2 separate regions of the Mus musculus genome follow, and region 1 is linked to region 2. A link is a loop called in an ENCODE intact Hi-C map of the cell type or tissue named here. Cell type or tissue: left cerebral cortex. All regions are shown on one strand. Each heading gives the region's core, and the rest is flanking DNA. Links, peaks and the distances in the headings are about the cores only. Region 1 holds the start of Slc2a9 (solute carrier family 2 (facilitated glucose transporter), member 9). Region 2 holds the start of Gm34193 (a long non-coding RNA gene).

Region 1 (12,002 bases), core at 6,063-8,562, 170 kb after region 2:
GAATGAGATGACTCTGTGGTGGGCCATGCTTTGGGCCACCAATGTGTAGAAATTATACTTTTATCTGCTCCGGTATCAAGGATGCCTTCAAACTCTTTTCCATTAATCTTAAGGCAGAGCTTAGGTCTATTATTCAAAGATACAACCAAATAGGCAGAATCATTTCCTGAGGAGCCCATTTTCTTTATCTCAGGTCCTGCAAATTTTTCCCTGGTATTATCAGGGAGGAGCAGCAGCTGAGCTATCCTATCTCCTTTACTAATAGAAAAAACGCCTTTGGGGCTTGAGCACAGGACCTGTATTTCAGGGGAATGTTGACAATCCATAACTCCAGGGTGGACTACTAAGCCCTGCAAGGTGAGTGAACCCCGGCCGAGAATAAGGCCCATGGTTCCCGGGGGCAAGGATGGTATAGGCTCCACTGGCACCGGCTGAATACTCATTTGAGGCATTAGTAGGAAGTCGGAGGCGGCATGCAGGTCTACCCTTGTGGGTCTTCCTGGGTCACCTCTCTGACTGCTTCCTGGGTCCTGACAAACCGGTTCCCATATCTTTGAGGGCCCTGGGACCGAGGGCCCGATGACCCGTTTTTTGGCACATCAGCTGATTGACTATCAGGTGGGGGAAGGACTCTGCCCTTTATATCCCTCACAGAGCGACACTGGTCAGCTCTATGATAACCCTTGCCACACTTAGAGCAAAGAGTGAGGGTCCCTCCCTGTTTACCTGGAGCTCTGCAATCTTTCTTAAGATGCCCAGGCTTCCTGCAGTTAAAACATGTCCTCTGATTATTTCTGCCCATGGAGCAGTTTTGGGATTGAAGGATGGCAGCCGCTAAACCTGCATTGGTGAGAGGTCCCCCAAGCTCTCGACAGACCCTGAGCCAGTCTTGTAAGCCTTTGTTCTTTCTTGGGGCTATGGCCGCTCGGCACTCCTTTGTGGCTTGCTCATAGATTAGCTGTTTTATCAGAGGCGCAGCTTGCTCTGACTCTCCAAAAATACGCTCTGCTGCCTCTGTCATTCTGGCCACAAAATCTGAGAAGGATTCCTGAGGTCCCTGGATTATCTTTGTTAACTGACCAGTGGTTTCACCTGCTCGAGAGAGCGCCTTCCAGGCCCTAATAGCCGTGGAAGAAATCTGGGCATAAGCTCCCCAATGGTAGTTTGTTTGATCAGCAGAATAAGCTCCCTGACCCGTTAACAAGTCAAAAGTCCAATCTCTCTGCTCTGGAGTCAAAGCAGCTGCGTTTGCTCGGGCCTGCGCTTGTGCAGCTTCGTGCCAAAGCGCTCTCCATTCCATATATTTGCCCATACTAGGGAGAGCGGCTTTTACAACCGTTTGCCAATCACCAGGAGTCATAGCGTGATTCGCAAGCCTTTCCACTTGTGCTATAGTGAAATTAGCACTGACTCCATAGTTACGGACCGACTCGGCAAGCTCTTTAATCTGTATATACGCTACCGGAGCGTGGACACGCCCACCCTCGGCTCCTTCAAAGACCGGAAATGCCTGTTGTATTTTCCTTTGTTCCTCCTTTGGAATGAACGAGTCTGTGCATTGCCTCTCTGTCCATTGCCTCTCTGCGCAGGGCTGATGCACTACGCAGGGCGGGGGCTCAGCATAGGGTGGAGGTGCACTATGACCTTGAAGCCGACTGCCAAGAGGCCAAGCAGCAAGCTGGCCTTTGCCAGCCGCTTTTGGCTTTTTCCTTGACCAATTAGCTCGCATTTTATCTGGCTGGTACCCTTTTTTCTCATAATGAGCTGCTTCTTCCTCCCAGTCTGTTTCTTCAGAGGAGAATTCTCCATCTGCTTCAGAGCTACTAAGAGCTGGCTTCCTGAGCTCATCTAGTGACGAGTATCTCCTAGAGACCTCCGCTAATCGATCTTTCTTCTTTTCCCTTTTTCCTCTTTTTCTTCTAATCTCTCTCCAGGTATTCCTACCTGACCTTAACTTTTCCTCAGGTTCAAGACCCTTGGAAAGGCCTGTATACTTATTTTGTGTACCATATTTTCTCTTTGCTCCTACTCTCTCTCCCCGCTTTACTTCTGATAGCTTGTCCTGAATTTCCTCTAGAATCCGCCCTGCCTTAACCACTTGATAACATGTGAAAAGGAACAAAAGGGCTTCTAACACTAGAAAAAATTCAAGGCCAAACATAACTTGTAAAGCCATTTTCCACTTTACTTCTGATAGACTGTCTTGAATTTCCTTAGAAAGTTCAAGGCCAGGCTTACCTCGTAAAGCTATACTCACTGGTACTCTCGTTCCCCAGCTGAAAAGTTCTGAATTCATACAGTTGAATCCTTCTTAACAGTCTGCTTTACGGGAACCTTTATTACCGCGACCCGCAGTTCTGGTTCTGGAATGAGGGATCTTCCCTGCGCCAGTCCCGAGTTTTTTCTCGTCCCGGGTTTCGGCACCAATTGTTATTAGACGCGTTCTCACGACCGGCCAGGAAAGACGCAACAAACCAGAATCTTCTGCGGCAAAGCTTTATTGCTTACATCTTCAGGAGCCAGAGTGCAAGAGAGCAAGCCAGCAACTGGCGAAACCCCATCCCTTTTTAAGGAGAATTATCCTCCACCTAGGACGTATTACTCCCTGATTAGCTGCAGCCCATCGGCCCAGTTGTCATCACGGGAAAGGCAGAACACATGGTGGGAAAACTGCCCCTGCATGTGTGCAGACTATGTTTACCACTTAGAACACAGCTGTCAGTGCCATCTTATAATGGCAAATGTGAGGGCGGCTCCTCACATGTGGGGTTTCTTGGCTCTCACTGCTGGATTTCTCAGTACTGGGGACCAAACCCAGGGCCTCACCTGTGTTGGGCAAGTGGGTGTTCTACCACTGAGCCTCAATCCCAGCCTCCACTGCTTTTAGCCTCTTCTCCCAACCCATCTCCCCATTCCCCTCGGGAATAGGAATGGCAAGTCACACCTTCACTATTATCACCCTATTGACATCCCTATATAGCTAGGAAGGCCTTGTGTGTTTTGGTTTCCCTACTTCTGCCTCTGCCCCGCCCCTGCCCCGCCCCCGCACCGCCCCTGCCCCTGCCTCATTGGAAATGCTTCCAGACATATGGGGCTCAGCTCAATGTCCACCTCCTCCAGATCGCCTTCCTGATTCCCAGCATCTAGCATGTGACAGGTACTCAGTATATATTTGTTGAATGAATGACTAAACTGCTCTTTCCTGTGGTTCATGGGTCAGTGACATCACACTACTCAGAGTTCAAATCTCATATGGATCTGTGTTTCACAGAGGCCCCACTCTCTTGGGTGAATGCTCTGATGAACTTCCCAGACAAATCAATAGTCCATATCACAAGTCGGTTTTTTTCAGAGATGAATTCAGGTAAGTCAGAGCCTCATCTTGAAATGACAGAGTCAAAGGCCCAGGTAGCTGCAGACACCTGCAAGAACCACCTGAGATCGTTTGTTCCCAGCAGCCTTTAGTATCAGTGCCGATTTTTGAGATAACTTGGACAGCTCCTCAAATGTCAGCATTAGCTCAAGTTTTACAACCCAGACCTGCCTTGGCACTGATGGAGCATGCATCCCTGTGGCACCTGTATCCTCTTGGAGACCCACCAGCCTTGGCTCCCTTGTATTTGACACAGGAGAATGATGTACCGGAGCCACCAGCCTGGCTTATGTGGGCCTCAGGGTGCCCCCAACATGCCTGCCCAGTGCTCAAACCACCTGGAGCTCAGAGCCTATTCCCAGGTTTTTCTAATTTGGTAGCCTCCCTGCCCCATCCTCTACCTGCAAGCCTGGGCTCAGCATCAGCCTCTGCCCCTCCCGTTACCGCCTCCATCCTGCCAGGAGTTGGCAGAAGAAAACCTGGCCTGGGGCACACCTTCTCCTGCTACCAGCAGAGAGCCTGGAATTGACCTCAGGCTGAAACAGGAGCCAGGGGTGAGTCATAACAGGTGGCTCTGAGTGTGAGTAAAATTTAAATTAAAAAGGACAAGTCCGTGCGCTCCAATCTCCTAAAATACTTGCACTGGCATTAAAGTCCTCAAGCCCAGCCCGGTCTGTACTGAAGGATACCTCAGTTCTGCGACAACTCTCTCAATCTCTCTCTCCTCCCCCCATCCACCCTGTTTTTGCTGGTCACCCTGCGTGGGCGCAGCGCCCTCTGGCGGTCGGACACTCACCGGCGTGGGCGCGTTCACCACGGAGAGGTTGTACCCGTAGAGGAAGGAGGACCCGAAGGCTCCCACGAGAGCTGCCACGACGAGCGAGAAGGACCATTTCTGGGAAGGGAGAGAAGACGAAGGTGTCAGAGTGGGATGCCTCCTTAGCCGGAAGGCATCCCAGAGGGAAAATCAGGAGGGAAAAGAAGCAGTTGGGGGTGGGGAGGGGGGGTGCGGCAAGGCAGAGTTCCTGCCCTGAGGTCCCACTATACAGCTGTCTTCCTGCAAGGCAGCCTGAGGGTCTCCGCACCCCCCCCCCCACACACACACCCAGCAGGCCTGTGCTGGATGTGGCCGCTGTCTGATCCAGCAGGAGCAAAAGGCAAAGCTAAGTTGTTAGCAGCGGCTAGCACTCCTTGAGCGCTACCACCAGGCACAGTTCTAGGTGCTTTCTCTGTACCATTCTTCCCTGAGTCCCTAGTCAGTCCAGTTCCACCCAGTGTCACAGAGAAGGTGTGCAGAGCTGTCCCTGGTGCTGCCTGAGGAGCAGCCTGGAGCTGAGCTGGTCCCCATTGCAGGACAAGGCTCCCGACCAGCACAGCTGACTCTTCACCGGGGTCTGAGATGGCTGATAGCCACACAGATGCACACTCATGTGCATGTGCATGTACACACATGCACAGTTCCAGGACAAAGCATCAGCCTACAAGCTGGTCAGCACACCTAAGAATAAGGACCTGCAGATAGAGATGCAGGCGGGGCTTACGCTGAGAATCTGAGAGCTGCATCCAGGTACTCCTGTCCCAGCCTCATTCAAGATGACCACAGCCAGGACCTGGCCATGCTCATGAACACCGAGTCTTAGTGAAGGAAGGCTGACCAGCTGGCACCTGCTGGGGACTGGAGAGCTGCCACAGGCCTGTGGTCTGGTGGAGGGAACCAGGGGCTCTGGCAGCCACCACTTAACATATTTGTGTGCACAGGCATGTATTTTGTAGGTACTAGATCCTGCCACCCCCAGGGGTGTACTAAGACAATGTCTAGTTAAGGGACCAAGATCAGGCACATGTATAGTTTGGGAAACTGCAGTGGCCCCTAACAGCAACTCCATGCTCTGCCCTTAGTCTCCTCTTGTTAGACTCTAGTACCATAGAGTAGTGGGCATCTAAGCAGAGACTGGAAGTTTCTGGGGTTCAACTTGTCCATCTGTCAAATGGGCTTTTAATAACAGTACCGCTGCTGAAAACGCAGTGGGCTGCTAGACACAGCCAGTTCGAAAGGAAGAAAGGAAGAAAGAAAAATGAAAGAAAGAAAGAAAAAAGAAAGAGAGAGAGAGAAAGGAAGGAAGAGAAAGAAAGAAAGAAAGAAAGAAAGAAAGAAAGAAAGAAAGAAAGAAAGAAAGAAAGCTCTTCTTTTATTTCTCTTTACCTCCCTCTGGTTCAGCCTCTGCCAAGACACACAAGCTTAGCTCTCCCCACCCTGCCCACCCAAAGTCCTAGAGGTTTTCTCATTACCTCAGACCCATTGCCAAAGCCCCTTCCTCTGAACAGCTTCCTGAAAGCCACCACCCATGTGCCTCCCCCAGCTCCTCCCCCCCCACCCCCCCACTCCCTGCCATCTCTCATGTTTATCTCTGATTCAACTTTGGATCCTAACACTGCAGCTTCTACAGTGTGTAAGCTTTGACCAGTAACATGGCCACTCCTTGATCAGCTTCCTCATCTTTAAGATGAGGGTGGTAATAGAATCCACACCATAAGGGGTTTGCAGGAGAAGAAGAGGGCCGGGCACTGCATGTGTGCCCTGTCAGGTTCCAGGGGGTGGGGCTTATCCTGAGGGCTGGGACTAGGTTGCTTGTCTCCTGTGTCTGGTGCCAAGCCTGCTGCCGAGGCAGTGTGCAGTTCCTGCGTGCTGGGGGCATGGTGGAACTGCCTAGTGCCAGCTATCTTAAGCCTCTTTTCTAGACCCTGCCACCTCCCCATGGCTCTCAACTCTCATCTTAATTAAGGGTGGACTACTCCCATCAGATCTGGAAGGGTCCTGCTCGGCAAGGGAGAATGGCATATAGAAGCTGTCTCCTGCCTCAGCCCCTCTTCTGGGGCGGGGGGGGGGGGGAGGGGTTTCCTTGCTTCTCTGTCTCTCTGTCTCTGTCTCTCTGTCTGTCTCTGTCTGTCTGTCTCTCTCTCTCTGTCTCTCTCTCTCTCTGTCTCTCTGTCTCTCTCTCTCTCTCTCTCTCTCTCTCTCTCTCTCTCACACACACACACACACACACACACACACACACACACACACTTCTTCCCACTGGACACAGATAAGAGGAGGAGTCTATGATCAAGAGTATTACTGTTTGCCTGCCCTAGGAAAGAAAAGGCAGTCAGCTCTGAGCAAGCATGAGAGAGCTGTCCACCAGAGCCTCATTCTCAGTGCCCTGATGGGATGGCAGAGGTGGTAGAGAGTGAAGGCTAAGGAGAGAGAGAGAGAGAGAGAGAGAGAGAGAGAGAGAGAGAGAGAGAGAGAGAGAGAGAGAGAGTTCAAACTCCAAACTCCAGCGTTCCCGCTCCAGGTGGTATGCTCCACAGCTGCCAGACAGGGGCTGAGCTCTGTCTGGTAGTAGCAGCTACCCAGGCCTGCACCCCCCACAGGACAGAAGCCGGTCTGTGTTTACCTTTGTCCTCCTCTGCTGGTGACCCACAGAGAGCTCCCCAGGGCCACCGGTGTCACACATCAGGGAAGCTAAAGCAAGCTCCCTGGAATCCATCTTTTTTCTTCCTGGCTCCAGGACCCTGGACTTGCCAGGGCATCTCTGCAGCGAGGAGGCAGAGTCCACAGGAAGGAGGGCAGAGCAGGAAGCGTGGCTCTGTGATCATGCCTGAACAGGAAGCGAGCGACATTGCTCCCCTGCTCCCAAGCAACTGAGACAGCTTCGCTCCCCGGAGTCACGCCCAAGTCATGGTTTTTTTTTGGTTTCGTTTTGTTTTGTTTGGCTCCCCTCCCCCCCCCCCTCCATTTATGATTCTCTCTAACAAGGCCAGAGCTCTGGATGGGGCAGCTGGCACAAACCCAGAGAAACCTCCTAAGAATCAAGGCCAAAGGTTGTTGGCTTTCTCCTTAGAAGCTGGATGGGTTCCAGCACTGACTCCTCCTCTTATCTGTGTCCACGGGCAAGTCTTGGCCGTGCTCTGAGCTTCCATTCTGTCGGGGCAAAATGAAATATTGATCTTTCTCTAATTGTCCTGCAGAGTCAGTTCTGCTGCTCAAAGAGCAAATGGGCAGAGCAGCGTGCAGCGATGTCGGTGGCCCTCTCTGCAGGTCCTAACTGGCTCAATAAAAGCGTAACGCGTAACGAGACAACGACCTTGTATGCCCCAGGACAGCCTGAGAATTAATTTACTCTGTGGTCAGTTTGCTTCAATGTCAGTCAGAGAAGTATTTTCAGTGAGCCATGGTCAAGGCAGGCTACGTAAATTATGTGTTCTGATAGGGTGGGAGGGGACAGAAGCAGGCTTGGTCAATGAGGAATGTGTAGGGAGTGAGGGGCAGTGTTCAAGTCCCCACACAAGACTCTGAGAAGCTGTGTCTGGAAAGGACATGTGGAGATAAAGAAGGTGAGAAAGGAAACTTCTGGGGACATGATTGTCACATGCACGTGAAGGCATCCAGCCCAGATGAGACAATGCTGTCCATGGTAATGGAAGGAGACAATGCTGTCCAGGGTAAGCAGGGACCACCCTGGGCGAGAAAGACCAGCCTCGGTTCAATGCCAGGGATTCACAGAGCCCAGGTAACTGCTCAGCCTGACATTCCTCACCCTGGGACACCTTCTGCAGGCACAGATAGCCAGATAGCTGATGCTGGTGACAGGGAAAAAAAAAGCCTACATGGCTGGGGCCTAAGGTGCAGGAGGGATCTGCAGAAGAGAAGTTGGGGATAGCCGCATTCCTTCACACCAAGGACTTCACAGTCATGGTCTCCTTTCTCCCTCACCTGCTCCCCAGCTTCCCTCTGTGCTGTTTTCTTTTCCACTGCAACAGTTCTCATCAGCTAGTAAAAGCTTGCTGAGATGCATCAGGTGACCCCTATCCGACTTAAAACTTCCCGGGTTCACCCTGGACAAGTTCAAGAGCACCAGGATACAGGTGGTTAACACACACGTGCAAGAACAGCTGGGCACTCTGTCAGGGAGGGTGCCAAGGCCCTGTGTCACCCTGTGGCTGTCTTGGGGAACCAACTTGTTTTCTACCCCACCCTTATCTTTCTTATTGTTGAGGACAGGATCCCTGAAGGTCAGATGTCCCTCTTCAGACGGACTATCGTAAATCAAATCTTAGAGGGCTGCCCGGGTGAACGAGAGATGATGACCTCTGTCTCTGCCTCTCTCTCTGTCTCTCTCTCTTACACACACACACACACCCCACATGCACACATGCATGCATGAGCACACACACACAATGATAGTTGATAGTTACCGTGGTTAATAACAGAAAAGAACTATAGGAGGAAGAAATAGGGCTCAAATTTCTTGAAACCCCGGAAAGACTCATGGATATCCCTTGAGTTGCTAGTTTCTCCACTTCTATTCTTTGCCAGGAACAGATTGACCAAGAGAACTGAATCGGGGCATAGGTGTCCACGTAGAGGTTGCAGTGGGCTTACTTTGGCTGTAAGCCAAGGCGGGAGGGGATCTTCTCGGCTGCTAAGTGTTAGGTTTGAGCCAAGCAGACTTGGTGTTCCCACCATTTTACAGACACTAGCAGGCATCCCACAGTCAGGTTCAGGGACAGGTCTATGCTAGGCTCCCTAGAGCCTCCAGACTTCAGGTTATGATAAATCCCAGATGTGGGGCCACTTGCTATCATTCTGGCTCTGCTGCAGGTCTCTTAGTTGATTCTGATGCTAATCTCTGGTGCAACAAAGAGGCAAACAGCCTGTTTAAAATTGTAAGAAAACCTCCTTAGGTGTTCAAACTCCAGGAAAATGACAGGAACTAAGGAATGTAGAGACCTCAGATATCAAAGGGCTAAGGCACCCCCATCTCCCAATGAATGCACCCGAGGTGGCTTTTCTCCACAGTGACACCACCCTCTGTCTGCTAGATTCCTCATTTCCCCACAGAGTACAAAGATTCCCCAGTCCCTCCCCTTCCCAATTGCTTTAAAGCAGCCTCCCATATCTTCCCCAGTGCCCTGATAGTGCCCTTGTTCCTTCTCTTCTTCTTGACCCCTGCCATGTCCTCTCCGGCATTAAATAAATCTTCTTGCCTGAAGGAATGATCTTTGTCAGTGTCCTCTATCCTATTGAGGAGACCTTCTACTGAAGACCTCCTGGAAGCAGAAACAGGTAGAGCAGGGATGGGTTTCAATTCATGCCTCTTGAAACTTTGAGTGCGTGCATGCATGCGTGTATGTAGGGGTGGGCACACACATAGCATGGAGTCCAGAGGTAGAAGTCAGGTGGTTTCCCCTCATTTCCCTCCTTATTTTTGGAGACGGGATCTCTCACAGAATGGGCCACCCCCTGCCTCAGCACTAGAGTTACAGATCTGCACCTCCCCCTGCTTCTGACGTTTCCTTGGGTTCTATGCAGCAAACAGTTTGCAAACTGAGCCATCGCCTCCAGCTCTTCGATGTATCTTTCATTTAAGGACAACTACCACATTGTTGTCATCATCAATGTCCCTTATTTGCCCTTTGGAATGGGAACTGTCACAACAAGTCCAGGGAGCTCCAGCAGAGAGAGACTCTGATGATCATCTCCCTGCCAAACCCATGTCAGACCTATGCATAGTCCACAGCGTCCCACACTGCTGTCCTCTCAGGCACCCCTGCTCTCTGCTGTTGTCATGATAACCCCACTCCCCTGGAGGAGGGAGCATGGATATCCTGGTTACCAGAAGGTACAGGAAAGGAGGAACAAGGAAGTAGGACTGGCCACCTTCCTCCTCACCCGCTGGCTTTCCTTGGTTTCTGCGGAGTTCTTTTCACTGAGCTTCATGGTCTTGGGCTTCTGTTATTCCTAAGAGCAAGAGAAAGGACGCCATTAGTCATCTGCTGTTGGTGATGGGTAGGTCAGTGGAGACAGCTATGCTGGAGGTCACTCAAGCTAGTCAGTAGACTGTGATCACCAGTTCTAGGCCCTACTGGTCTGCACAGTGAGTCAAGGCCAGTCTGGCTTGGTGAGAACTTGTCTCAAAATAAAACCCTTTTTAAAGAGGCTGGCTATGTAGCTCAGTGGTAGAGCACTTGCCTAGCATGCATGAAGTCCTGGGTTCAAGCCACAATACTTCACAAAAAAAAAAAAAAAAAAAAAAAAAAAAAGAGGAAGTCACTCAGGAAAGATTCACTCAGGCAAGGACACCAGGATGAGACATTGTAATATCCTCATTTGACCCCAGATCCCCGGAGAGACCTGGTCTCCTCTGGCCCAGCTCCATTTAGGAAACGTGAGACAGGGCAATGGCTGTGTTTCCCACACCTGCCTCCTAGCTTACAGAATGCAGGCTGTTCCCTGAAGCAGCCTCCCTCAGAAGGTCGGGCTCACAAAGGCTGGAAACACCAGACTGTCTGTCTCCAGTGAAACTGAAGCCAGTAGAAGCTGAGACAAACCGTTAAGTCTCACCTGTCAAGTTAGCGTCACCAAAAAAAAGGTAACCCGAATCCCCCGGTGACAGAAATGGCAAGCCTTGCCAGTTTTCTAGAGTTTTGACATGTTTTAGAGCTTCAGACCAATTTGCATGCTTTAGCTAAACTTGTCCCGGCATTTGTAAAAATGCATCCTGGGACAAGAAATAAACTAAGCACAAAGGTTTCAACCCAAAAGCTATTCATTGCAATGTCTTCCATGTTAGGAAATGGCATTTGCAATGGTGACTGTGTGGTGCATTGTGGGGTCTTAGCCTTGGTTGGCTTCATTTTCACTGCCAGTTAAAGAAGCAGGGGAAATCTCAGACAAGGCACACAGAATCAGCCCGTGAAGAAAGACTTTTATTAGGAGTAAGAAAACACACAGAGCTGCACACACAGAGAGAGGGGAGGAGGGGGGAGGGAGAAAGAGAGAGAGAGAGAAAGAGAAGGGGAGGAGGGGGGAGAGGGACAGGAAGAGAGAAGAGGAGGTGGGAGAGAAAGAGCACAAGGCACTCAAAAAGACCCTCTGCGAATCAGAGGGCAGATTCAGGAAGTCCTTGAATGTTAGGGCTTGAAGGATCTTCAAGTGGTCTTTCTCCTCTAATTCAGGGTTGGTCAGTCTGAAGAAAGAAAAGGAGGTTGATAGGCCCAGTCTTTTGAGTAAGCACGTGCTGAGCCTGCCTGGAAACCATCAGGCCAGGACACAGGCAAGGATCCCTGATCGCCAGAGAAAAAGTCCACTGGGCCTTAAGGCAGCAGTTCTCAACCTGTGGGTCATGAACCCTTCGTGGGGAGTGGGGAGGGGGGAAACAACCCTTTCACAGGAGTCACCTAAGGCCATTGGAAAACACAAATATTTACATTACAATTGAGAATAGTAGCAAAATTGCAGTTATGATGTAGCAATGAAAACAATTTTATGGTTGGGGGTCACCGCAACATGCATTAAAGGGTCGCAGTCCTTAAGAGTTTTATTTCTGGTTGGGAGGAGGAGGAGGAAATTGGAAGAATGCCAGTTTTTAAAACCTGCTGGTGGCCCCTTTTTCTGTCTGTCTGTCTACTGGGGATCTGTTCTAACTGCTAGTCCTAGACCAAGAAAAGTTTACCTGTGTCACAGTTCATCCATAGCGGGAAGCATGTGGGTGTGGTGTGAGTGTGTTGTATGTGTGTGGTGTATGTGTGTGGTGTACGTGTGTGGTGTGTGTTCTCTGTGTGTATTGCATAGTGTGTGTAT
Region 2 (12,002 bases), core at 3,700-6,199:
GTAGCATGATTTGAAGTGGAGACGAAGGCTGCCTCTTCTCTTTCAGCTTTGGATTCCCCCTGCCTTTGGCTGCCGTCCCGAGTATGACAACGGATTGGAGGAAATTGTCTTTGGCTTTGAACCCTGGATAATTGTGGTCAACCTGGCCATGCCCTTTTCCATTTTCTACCGGATGCACGCAGCTGCTGCCCTCTTTGAGGTCTATTGTAAGATCTAGCCTGAGTCCTCATGAAAGGAGAAGGGACGGGGGAGCAAGGGGGTTCTGCAGCCACCTGCGAAGGGCGGGGATGAGCAAACACTGTCTGACAAAGGCGGGAAGGATGCCTTTTGTTCTGACTGTCTGGAGTTGCCCTCGACCTGGGGGAGAGCGAGCAGTTAAATCAACTGCACAAGATAGCTGGAGCCTGTCCTTAGCCAATTCCAATCAGATCCAAAATGAGTTGAGCATTTTCTGGCTGAGACCCTGTGTTTTAGAAGAAGGTGATCCAGGTTTGGATGAAAATGATGGAGTTTTTCATAACAAGCATTTCCTGTCTGTAATTTGTATGACTGTGTACAACTTTTTTCTGGCCATCTGTGTATCAATCCATTTACATTTTTTTTTTTTCCTGCTCAGGGTTACTGGGTTTGGAAACAAATGCATTTTAGTTTGTAGTTTAATATTTGAGCTGGTTTAATTTTGGATAAAAATTAGTTTTGATCAACTGCATGAGAGTCTGATTCTAGACTTGTTCTACAAACACAAGACCTTCCCTAAATTTTTGGTCCATTTTTATTTGTGTTCATTATGAAATATTAAAAGAAAATAAACATTGATGTTCTCTTTTTTGCTACATCTATATCCAGTTCCTGACGTAGAAAATCTGAATATTTTTGGGAGGAGAGACAGGAAAAATGGTCCATGTTGCACTGCTAACAGTTACTCTGAACACCATGGTGTAGCTTTCAGCTGTGGTGCCGTGCAGACTTTTCTATATTGTTGTACTTGCTAGTGATAACCTGACATTTCTAATGTTCTCCTCATGCTTTCCTATTTGACAGTCTGATGACACCTTTCTCTACACTGTCATAAATTCCTGGCAAACATCATTTTACTGCTGTCAGAATCTCAAACTAATGTACCACAATTAACCTCCTTTGCCTTTTTTTGATTTTAGAAGGCTCACAATGTTGCTTTCCTAAGTGGCTCTGCGAAAGCCAAGCGTGTTTCTAAAACATTTCTCTTATTTAAAAATTGCATTTTAAAAGAGACGATTGGCCCTACATATCCATTGATCCCACATCTACATTCAGCCAATTTTGCATAGAAAATGTTTTGTAAGAGTTGGGTCTTGGGGTTGGAGAGATGGCCTGCTGCTCTCAAAAAGGACCAGAGTTTGGTTTTTAGTATGGCATCAGTTGGTTTACAACTGCCTGCAATTCTAGCTCCAGAAGATCTGATATTCTTCTCAGGTTTCCAGGGACACCAGCACTCACATGCAAGAGTGTGCTACCCCCATGAATAATAAAAAATAATAATAATAAAGCTTTCAAAAAGGAATTGCCTCTTGCGAATTTTTTCTTGTCATTTCCCTATAAACAATATAATCTAGCAGTCATTTATGTGAAATTTACATTGTGTTGAGGTGTGTGTGTGTGTGTGTGTGTACCTGTTGTACCTGTGTGTGTTTTGAGACAGAGTCTTGTGTCTTACCTAGGTTTTTCTCAAACTTGCTATCTATCCAAGGACAACCATTGACTCCTGATCTTCTTATCCCTGCCTCCCTAGTGGCAGGAATACAGTCTTGTACTGCCATGCCTGGTTTCATGCAGTGGTGGGGAACTGAACCCTGGGCCTATGTGCCACCTGAATGAGTCATATTTCAGGCCCTTATTAGGTATTTTAGATGACCTAGGGAGAATATGAAGGCCACAGAAGGAGATGCACATTCTATGTGTACATACATTACCCTGTTGCTAAGGGACTTGAGCATCCATGGGTTCTGGTATCCACATGGGTCCCTGGGGCCAGTTCCTTATGGATACTATGGGCCATTCATATATGTGACATCAGGAAGCCACACTCAAAGCTTATAAACATTTTAAAGTCTCCTAAGGAATACTGATACCAGAGTACGTATTTGTAGGTGATTTTCCACAACTATTTTGAAACCATAGTAAATTGAGCACACTGTAAATACTAGTGTTAATACAGCAACATCTAAGTGGGTTGTTTCTTGGCAGGCAACAGAAACATTTTTTTTAAACAGGAGCAAAACACTTTATATTTGTTTTAGGGGAAGTAAGCCTTAAAAATAGGCATAAATTCTAAAAACAAAAGATGTTTAAAATACTTTTCTTGTAGAGCACTGCTTCTCAGCCTGAGGTGCTGGCCTGCAGAGGCCACACGGTGATGTCTACAGACTTGTTTAGCTGCTCACACTAGTGAGCTGCCGTCACCTAGTGGTAGAGACCAGGGACACTCCTGAGCCTTCTCCAATGCAGAGGACAGCCCAACCCTAAACAACCTTTTGGTCTCAAATAGGAGAAGTCCTGAAGTTGGGAACAATGATGCAGGCACAATGGCCATTAGCTTGAAGTTCCTAGGCAGCTACCAGCAAACACACACACACACACACACACACACACACACACACACACACACACTTAGGCACACACCCCACAAAACAAGGTCATTCTTACTTGTGCTGACCTTGGATGTAACTTTCTTAACTCTACATGCCTCCCAGCCATTTCCCAATCCCCGGGGCTCTGGTTCATACCCTTTGGCCTGCATAGGAATCACCTTGGGACTTCACAGTGACCCCTGCCCTCCTGGCTGCAAGTCCAGATGCAGTGCATGTGGAGTGGTTGGGTCTGCCCTTTCATCAGGACCTCGGCAACCTCTTTCTTGAAGAAGCATCTATTTTAGGACTCTGCTAAGTAATTCAGCCCTGCTAAGGTTTCATTATGGCTCTCATTTCATGGTATTAGAAGATGATCGGGGGTGACTTTGGAGACCATTTATACCGCTCTATTTGGTCATCTGTGACTTCGGACATTCTGGTATATTCAGGAGTTTTCTTTGGTTGTTGCTATCCCAAGCTGCGTCATGGAGAACACCTCTTTATTCCTGAATTTTGGGACTCTCCAAAGAGTCCTGTTTTATCATGGCATGAGATTGCATGTCTGAGTTTTGGTTGGTGTGAACTTGACCCCTCTTCAGTGTCCTGGAGGCCTCAGCTTCTGGGTTTAGACTTTTGCCAAGAAGAGGGAGGGAGCCATAATGTCGGGCCTGACTGACTGGACTGTAATCCAGTGAGCTTGGCTAAGTCAGCCCATCCTCACTGGGTTCAGAGTCTTTCAGGGGCAACCCTTACAGGAGTGACCATGCTTGCCCAAACTGCAGGCTGGACAGTGGTTCTCACCAAACTTTCTGTCTCACCTTTGTCTAAGGCTGAGGAAAGGGTTATTTTCTTAATGCTGAGGCAGTTTTCAGGGGGAAAACTAAGGGAAACAATATCCAAGCTTTAGGCATCTGGTGCTATCATAAAGGAAACACAAATTACGGCAGCGATGAACGAATTTCCCACACATATGATTGGCAAAACATCCGGTCTGTTTTCTGTTGTTATGTATGTATGGCACAATGGCCGAGTCTAGGTATTTATTGAACAAAGACATTTATTTGTTTCACAGTTTTTGATATTCAAAGTCCAGTCGGCATAGGTGGACATGAGGGCCCTGGAGCATGGCGTTGTGTCAGGACAAGACAGGGGGTCTGAGTGAAGGGAAAGACAAAGATACTCTTACAGAACCGCTCTGATGAGGATTAATTCTTTGTCTTGTAAGAACCACTTTGATCCCACTGAGGTCACACCCTCAGTGACACAAGCACCTCTCATTAGTCTCCACTTCAGAAGGTTCCACATCCCTCACCAGTACCACATGGAGAACAGAGCCTCCAACATATGCGTCCTTGGGGGACACCATATATATGTCCATGTCAAAACAGTGTGAAAGAAAGCAGAACCATGGTGGCTGTGGATGAGAGATGACCCAGTAGAAACCGGCCTGTTAGAGCCACTGATTGGCAAGGCTGGGTAAGGCTGGAGGTGCACGTTACTGAAGACTGAGCATGTCCAGTCCTCTAGGGGCTCCAAAGACAGGCTCAGGGGTGGCCAGGTGTTAGTGGAGAGCATCCTGGATGTCTGTCAGGAGTGTGGGTACAGTATGGACTGCTTCCACAGCAGAGTGCCCACAGGAGTCAAAGGGGATGACTCAGAACTCGGCCTTTCAATGTGGATCATTCTCAAACAATGTCCAAGGAAAAACTTCATACCACAGAAGTATAGAACATCGTGAAGCAGCTTTATTTCTGAGCGGAGAAGTTCTCTGCTGGACAAGATGCTGAGAAACAGGACCACCCTGGACGCACTAATGCTCTGGGAGACCCCGTGCAGTAGGAAGTTACTGACACATTCGGACAGAACGCCAAGTGTAGCGCAGTGGGCAGGGATAGTGCTGGATGGAGATCAGGGTCAAGTACGTGCAGTGTCTCAAATATTTTTACTCTTAAGAAAGGAGATCAGACAGAGGTATCCAGGTGTCTCCCTTGGTACTTTTTTTTTTTTTTAATATTCATGAGATGTTTTATAATAAAAACATCTAAAAGAAAGGAGAGTAAGAAAGAAGTCGGACAAAGCTACCACAGGAGGTTTTCAACACTCATCCATGGCGGATGAGAGGTGGGTGTCTGAGCCAGGTGTACTCTGATCCTCAAAGTTGGGTAAGCTCACTGACAGTAGTTGTGAGGATCACGTAACTCAGTCCTCAGAATCACGTGCTCATCGCCCGACCTGACATTGGCTAAATTGACACACCACCTCACTTTTCTCCTAGTTAAACAACAACAACAACAAACAAACAAACAAACAAACAAACAACAACAACAACAAATAACAGAAAACCAACAGCAACTAGATTTGGCATAAAACTTTTGGCTCTGTGCTGTGGAAGGGAGCCTTGCTATGGGGAAGCGTGACCAGGAGGGGGCGCGCTGGCCGCTTCTCCGTCTCCCTCGCGCTCTGAAAGCAAACCTGAGACCAGAAGCAGGTGAATATCTCTCGCAGTGAGGAGAAATATCTTCTACATCTTCTATCCAAACAGAGCCCCTGTTCCTGACACTTCACCTCTGCCCCCTCCCTTGCCATATTCCTTCTACCCCTTTGCTGTCCTAGGTTTGCTGCTCGCGGGTTCAGTACTGCATGCACGTTCCAAGCGCTAGAGGGCGCTCTCAGCCCAGTTGGAAGAAAGTGGCTCGCAGACTCATGCCCGGGGGAAGCGCAAAGAGTGGCGTCTGGCTCTCTCGCTAGCTAGGTCGTGGAGGTGACTTGTTGCTTTGCTGGAGGAGGGTACGGAATGGGAGATGTGTGACAAGGGTTCCAGGAGGGCATGGGGGATAAGGGTGGTAAATTATGCCTGCAAAGTAAGAATGACTACACACACACCACACAACTGCAGAGAAATTCCCAGAGTCTAGTCTTTGCGGAAAGAACATTTTATGGTCTGGAAAATGGAAAGTTCTCTGCTGGACACAGCCTGGGTAGGATTTTCTTCCCTAAGTAGGAAGCAAGTATGGGAGGGGGGCGGGGGGGAGGAAGGTCATCTTCATGCCCAAAAATAATTGTGGGTGGGAGTCATTGGGGCAGTTAGTGTGTGATCACGAAGCAGCTATCACCTGTATGCAAGACCAACCTGTGAGAAGACAGGAGACTGGGACCTCAAGGACCTGGTCCTGGACCCACTTTCTACTTAAGTTATTTTTAGGGAACCTGATCAAACAATATCGGTATTTAAGCCAGAGACAGCTAACTCTTGTTTCATAAGGACTCAGATAGAAAGGTTCTCAGGCTTTGTGGGCTATTTCTGCCTTCTTCTAGTGGGAAGGGGGAACTTGGGGGGCACTTAGGGAATGGAGTCTTAGCCATGTCCATAAGAACTTAAAAAAGGAGGAACTGAGGTGGCCCCAGGTCAGAGTTTGGTGACCCCCTGATGTCAACCAGGCTTCTTTGTTGCCTGTAGTTGACCCAGGCTAGCCACACCCCACTGGTCAGTCTCAGCAGAGCCCTTGCGTTCCAAACCGGAGGGGCATGCCTGAGAACGAGAGCATCTGAAGCAGGAACTGGTGAGGGCACTGTGAGTCTCACCCATTAGCTCCCGTTTCCCACGTGTTCACTGCCCAGCTTCTTCTAGAATCTTCTCAGATGTGCCTGAATCAGCCCAACAGCAGTGAGGTAGCATTGCCAGGCACTTCTTCAGTTCCATATTGAGCATAGTCTTTGATCTGACATAGCTGGTAAAGGGAGGCTCTCTTCACGTATTTGTTAGCCTAAGCTACACAGAGCACCAGGCAGAGGGCAGCTGTGTCCACAGGGTCACATGGTACAAGCTATGCTGGAGAGGGACAGCAGAGGGCGCATTTTCTATAAGAGGTAAAATGGAACCTCTCAGAGTGTGCCCAGGAGAAAGGATGACAGAGTCCTTTGGACCAGTGGCTATGGATGAATCACAGGAATGTGTGAGGTTTTTGACCCTACTATGAATCCGACCACTGTACAGTCTCCTTGATGGAAGAAGAGATGTCAGTAGGGGCCAAGGATGGCATCTTCTGGTGAGGGCTTGGTTCTCCACTCAGGTGGTGTGCACAGAGCTGGGTGGCCCCTCAAGGAAGTGCCTGGTGTGCTGTGGGGGAAAGGCTTGAGTCTAGAGGCTGGGTTCCAGCCGCTGTGGCCTTCACTTCCCATACTCAGGCTATTCTGGTGTACACAGTGGGAGTAGAGGTCTCCACAGAGGGTCACCAAGTGACTTGACATGGCACTCAGGCTGCCCTACATGTAGTCTGCCACGAGAGGCCCTTACAGGTATAATTCTGAGTAAACCTCAGGATGGCTGAGTGGCACTAGCTGTTTCTCTGTAGATGGACAGCGCTGATCTCAAACAGCCTGATCCACTCATTCTCCACAGAGTTCAGAGAGACTGGGAGAGAGCAACCCGTGCGGTGAGTCTATTGTTCAGAACCTGTCAATGGGAAATGGACCCAATGGACAGTCCTGAATTAAAGAAACTGAGTAGATGCTATGTCACCCTAAGTGGAGTCAGAGGAGATGGTGTGACCCCTAAAGCAAAGATGCAAGTTAAGGTGTCACAGGTGAGGGAGGCCAGCTGCTGCTGGAGGCTGGGAGGGGCAGCAGGGACACGTCAAGTGGGTTTCCACTCTATCTTAGCCAGCAAGACATTCTGATGGCCCTCACCTCCAGGATGCTGACATGGCACCGGTTGCTTTCTGCTGCTGAGAGTGTTAGGGCAGCTGCAGGGAACCAGCCTGCCACACCCTCTGTGCTTCAGACACAAATAGAAATGGTAGAGAGGCGAATTCAGGGACTGTGATCTGAGTTTGTGCTTGAAGCAGGGTGACCCAAGGCACCAGTCAAACCATCTGTGACTCAGGCTCTCTGCAGAGTGAGGGATGACCCCAAAGACATGCATCCTCCAGGCTGACCCCACCCTATGGTCCTTCTTTGAACTGTATATGTGGGCTCTCCCAACTTTCTGACTGTTTGAAATTCTTTGGTGGTCTAAAGAGCCTCCTGGCTCGTCACTTTGTTCTCCTGGATGGTCCAGTTTGGGAGCAAGGGCTCGCCTAGCTTTGGGACATTGTCAAGCCCTAGATTTGCATCTCAGCTCCAGGCTGGCCCATGCCAACTGACTACTTGGAGGGCCTTAAAGTCAATGTGCCCATAGCCTGATTGAGAGTCCGCCTTTCAGGTTTCCCTCTACGTGGTGAAGCTCAGGAGCTGTGGCTGCTTTCTGCTGCCTCTGCCTCCCACACTTCCCTCTGTAATGGATTCCCCACTAATCTAATCCCCACAGTGACTTCCTGGCAAGACAACCTTCCCCTTTGCTCTTTTCTACAAGTCTGAGTTGATTTTTCAGCATGTGGGAATCCTGTTTTTCCATCATCATTCGCCCATGAGACCATCCTTTTCCTGGGAGTCTTCTTTGTATCCTTGCTAGGAACACGTTTGAGTTTCTTTCTGGGATTTCTGCTCTGGTCCACTGGCCTATGCTTGTGTTTCTCGATTGGTAGACCATGGTGTCTGTGATCATGGCTTCGTGATATAGTTTTATTTAACGGACTTATTTTTGACACTGGAGATGGGACTCAGGGCCTTGTACTTAAAGAGCACGTGCTCTCCACTGAGTCACACTCAAATCCCGGTATAAAGTGATCTGGAGTCAGGAGTATGAAAGCGTTCTGCACTTCCCCACTGATAATGCTGTCTATGAGTATGATGCTCGTGCATTCGGGGGATTCAACTACAGCCCAGTGGTGGGAGGTACTGTGGTGGTTGGATGGGAATAGACCCCATGGGCCCATATACTTGGCTAATTGGCCCCCAGTCAGTGGAACTTTTTGGAAAGGATTAGGAGGTGAGTCCGTGTTTGAGTAGATGTGGCTGGCTTTGTTGGAGGAGATGTGTCTCTGGGGGCAGGCTTTGAGATTTCAAAAGCCCATGTCAGGCTCAGTGCCATGCTCTGCCTGCAGATCTGTATGTGAAGCTCTCAGTTGTTGCTCCATTGTATTGTCCTGCCTGTCTGCTTCCCACTGTGGTGATCGTGGACTAACCTCTGCAATGGTAAACAACTCTCAGCTAAATGTTTTATAAATGTTGCCTTGATCATGGTGTCTCTTCACAGCAATAGAACACTAAGACAGATACCTTAGGTGCACAGCAATAGAACACTAAGACAGATACCTTCACCATTTTTTTTCCTTCCTCAAAATTGCCTTGACAGTTTAAACCATTTTGGTTCTCATATGGGTTTTACAGCCCCTTTTCTTATTTCATGAGAAGTGCTATTGGCATTTTGATGGGTATTGATCTGAATTTGTGGGTTGTTTTGACTTATATAGGCATTTTGGTAACTGCTAATTCTTCTATCCATGGTAATAGACTACCTCTCAGGTAATTGTGTGTCCCAGCTTCAGTTCTGTTCAGTGATAAAACACCTTGACAAAAGAAACTGTGAGAGAGGAAGGCTTTATTTGGCTCCCAGTTCCATTTCAGAAAAACGGGGACTTGAAACTACTAGTGACATCCAAGAGAAAATGGACGCCTGTATGATTACTTACATTCAGACTCCTTTCTACACGTGAATAGCTCAGGATCGCTGCCTAGGGAATGGTGCCACCTACAGTGGCTGGGTCTTTTTACCTCAATTAATGTAATCAGGACAATCCCCACAGATATGTTAAAGACAAAATCAACTTCATCTAGGCAAATTTTCATTGAGACTCTACTTCCTTGGTTTCTAGGTTGTACCAACTAATACTACCCATCACACTGTGGTCTCTTCAATTTCATCAATAGCTTACAGTTTGGATGTGGGGTTATCTCATTTTCTTCATTAAATTTATTCATTTTTGTGCCATGGTAAGGATTTCTTTTTTGGGTAGGTAGTTATTCAATAGGAAGACACCACTGGATTTTTGCACATTGATTTCATAACCTAAGTCTTCTCTTGGTTCATCTGTTAGAGCTCATAGGGTTTGCTGTTGTTTTGTTTTGGGTTTTGTTTGTGTGTGTGTGTGTTTTGTGTGTTTTGTTTTGGTCTGGTTTGTTTATTGTTGTTGTTGAAGTCTTTGGGGGTCTTCCCCAAGAAGACCATGTTATATACGAATAGAAATAATTTTACTTTTTCCTTTCCAACGTGGGTATACTTGTTTCTTTTTCATATCTAATTGATGTTAGTGGTCATTCAAGCTTTCTTTTGAACAGTTGTGGGAGTGTTGAATGGTGATGGTGAGCATGGACATCCTTGCCTTCCTTACACAGATCATAGAGGTGAGTGTCAGCATCTCCCCATTGATAATGCCACACGTGAGAATGGTGCCGATGCATTCAGGGACTCAATTACAGCACAGTGATGGGCTTGTGTGCTGCCAGAGTGCAAAGATGGCAGCTGCCTGCCTCGAGTCTTGGGAAAGAATGGACATAGGTACAGGGTTTAAGGACAAGTATAAGTCCCCCTCCATTCAGGAAAAAGAGGGTAGAACATTTCAGTTAGGGACAAGAGCAAGGGTAGAATCCAGGACTCAAAAGACATTGGCTGAAAAAAGAGGGGCTCACTGAGGTGATTGGGGAAGCTTGTGTAGCCAGAGTCAAGGCTGAGACAATGAGAGGTGACTGGTGGTTAAGATGTTTGGGATTAATGAGTAAATTTTATTAATTAAGCTAATGATAACTAACATGGACCCAAGGAATGATGGGAATGTGAAGAAAGTCACATGCTTTTGAGAAATGTCATAGTGGGAGAATGGAGTGGATGGGAGGCACTTATCCACAGAAGAGGCTGGGCAATGACGACTACAAACGCATCCAGGACCCAAGAGCGAAAACAACAGAGGAGATGGGTGCAAGGGTTTGGTGTCAACCACTGTGGAGTAGTGAATCAACTTTGGGTTCTATGTGTTAAGGATCATGTGTGTGCGCCCCACTCGGCAGCAAGAACGACGAGACGCCACAACAGGATCCTTCTGCACACGTTTATTGGGAGAGCTTGATTGCAGAGGCGAAAAGACCCTGAGTCCAGAACTGGTGCTGCTTATATAGGCCTAGGAGAGGCGTGTCTCACACCCGATTGGTTATGCATTTACTACCTCATTTGCATGTCTCACATCCGATTGGTTATACTCTCAGTACCTCACAGAACCTCATTATCATACCTCATTTGCATGTCTCACATCTGATTGGTTATACTCTCAGTACCTCACAGAACCTCATTAACATGCCCGGGCCAGGCAGTGTCTTGGCAAAAAACTTTACTGTATATGTACACATTGGTTGTTTACCCAAACTTATGTGTGGTGGCCAGCGGTAGCCAGCGCCACCTTGTAATGGCATATGTGGCTTCCCACAACCATGTATGGATAAACACTGACTCACAATTCCATCCACAGCTCTAAGTGAATGTGGGGTCAGGATGGGCTTGCTGCAAGCCCCTGCACCAAGAAAAAGACAAACACCAGGAATCCACTGTCCCAGAAGGAAAAGGTATACAGAGCAAAGAGAACCTGACCCCTTGTTGAAGTAACGCTTCTCCTGCTGGCTGCAAATCATTAGCAGGAACTACAGCTTGTGATTTTTCCGACTGTCAAGATCCTGGGTCAGTGTGTTACATAGCATTATTGTCGCACAACTTGACTGAATTAGGCACTTGCCATTTCCTAAGGATAGCCTCTTATTTGCCCACGCCTCCTATGCATGGCGGAGTAATGTATTGTTCCCATTTAAAAATGAGACACCAGAGGCTCTGAGAGGCTGGTAGCTTGCTCACAGTTTCGAGTCAGGTAATTTAAAAGAAGGGATTGTACCTCAGATGGTCTCAGGTGGCACCTAGGTTCCTTTCTACCCACGCTGCCTCGTGAATGCACCGCACTTCTTTTGTTGGGTTCAGGGTGGAAGCTGAGAACACTCACTTCCTATACAGAAGCTTACAAGTGAAAGCTTTATTTATTTTATTTTATTTTATTTTTTTTGAGCAAACAGGGGAGTGGCTAGTTTGGGATATGAATGGAGTCCCCAAAGGGAGATTGTACTATATTTTTACAGAATGGGAACACTCAAGGGAGATAGGGTGGGCTGTTGCATTGACCATGTGAAAAGCCGCATGAAATTTCCAGGACTCTCCTTGCCTCTGAGCTAGGATGAGCCAGACGTGGCCTGCCTTTGTCAGAAGACAAAGGAGCCAGGCACGAGGCAATGCAGAAGGGTTATCTCCTCTTTTCAGAACAGGCCCCAGTGTTTCAAGCTAGAGTTGAGGGGCTGGGGATGAGTCCTCAGGGGTGAACTCTACTCTCTTTGTCCTGTCAGTGCTGAATCATGATCTTTATATCAGGGGATTAAATCTACTGAAGACACTTCTTCATCAGAAGAAGGATCAATGGATTCCCAGGTGAG

The links. A loop is a pair of places that touch in the nucleus more often than their neighbours do. Peaks named below come from ENCODE experiments on the same cell type or tissue, not always from the same donor. Only the 100,000 strongest peaks of a DNase experiment are listed, where the experiment ranks them.
Region 1: a loop joins it to region 2, with 2.9 times the contacts of the local background. A loop is called at or near these places in 10 of 42 quality-filtered maps.

What each region holds. Positions count from the first base shown.
Region 1 is chr5:38,473,226-38,485,227 of GRCm38, forward strand. Slc2a9 (solute carrier family 2 (facilitated glucose transporter), member 9) reads right to left here and starts at 7,081. Exons shown (of 12, transcript NM_001102414.1): 1 at 6,814-7,081; 2 at 4,170-4,268. The coding sequence starts at 6,906. In left cerebral cortex, for the core only: no CTCF peak of the experiment used is centred there; a DNase peak (open chromatin) is centred at 7,225; H3K4me3 peaks cover 843 bases.
Region 2 is chr5:38,302,678-38,314,679 of GRCm38, forward strand. It overlaps Otop1 (otopetrin 1), which reads left to right. Exons shown (of 7, transcript NM_172709.3): 7 at 47-1,540. The coding sequence ends at 217. It overlaps Gm34193 (a long non-coding RNA gene), which reads left to right and starts at 10,920. Exons shown (of 3, transcript XR_868372.2): 1 at 10,920-11,096; 2 at 11,941-11,997. In left cerebral cortex, for the core only: a CTCF peak has its summit at 5,210; a DNase peak (open chromatin) is centred at 5,264; H3K4me3 peaks cover 340 bases.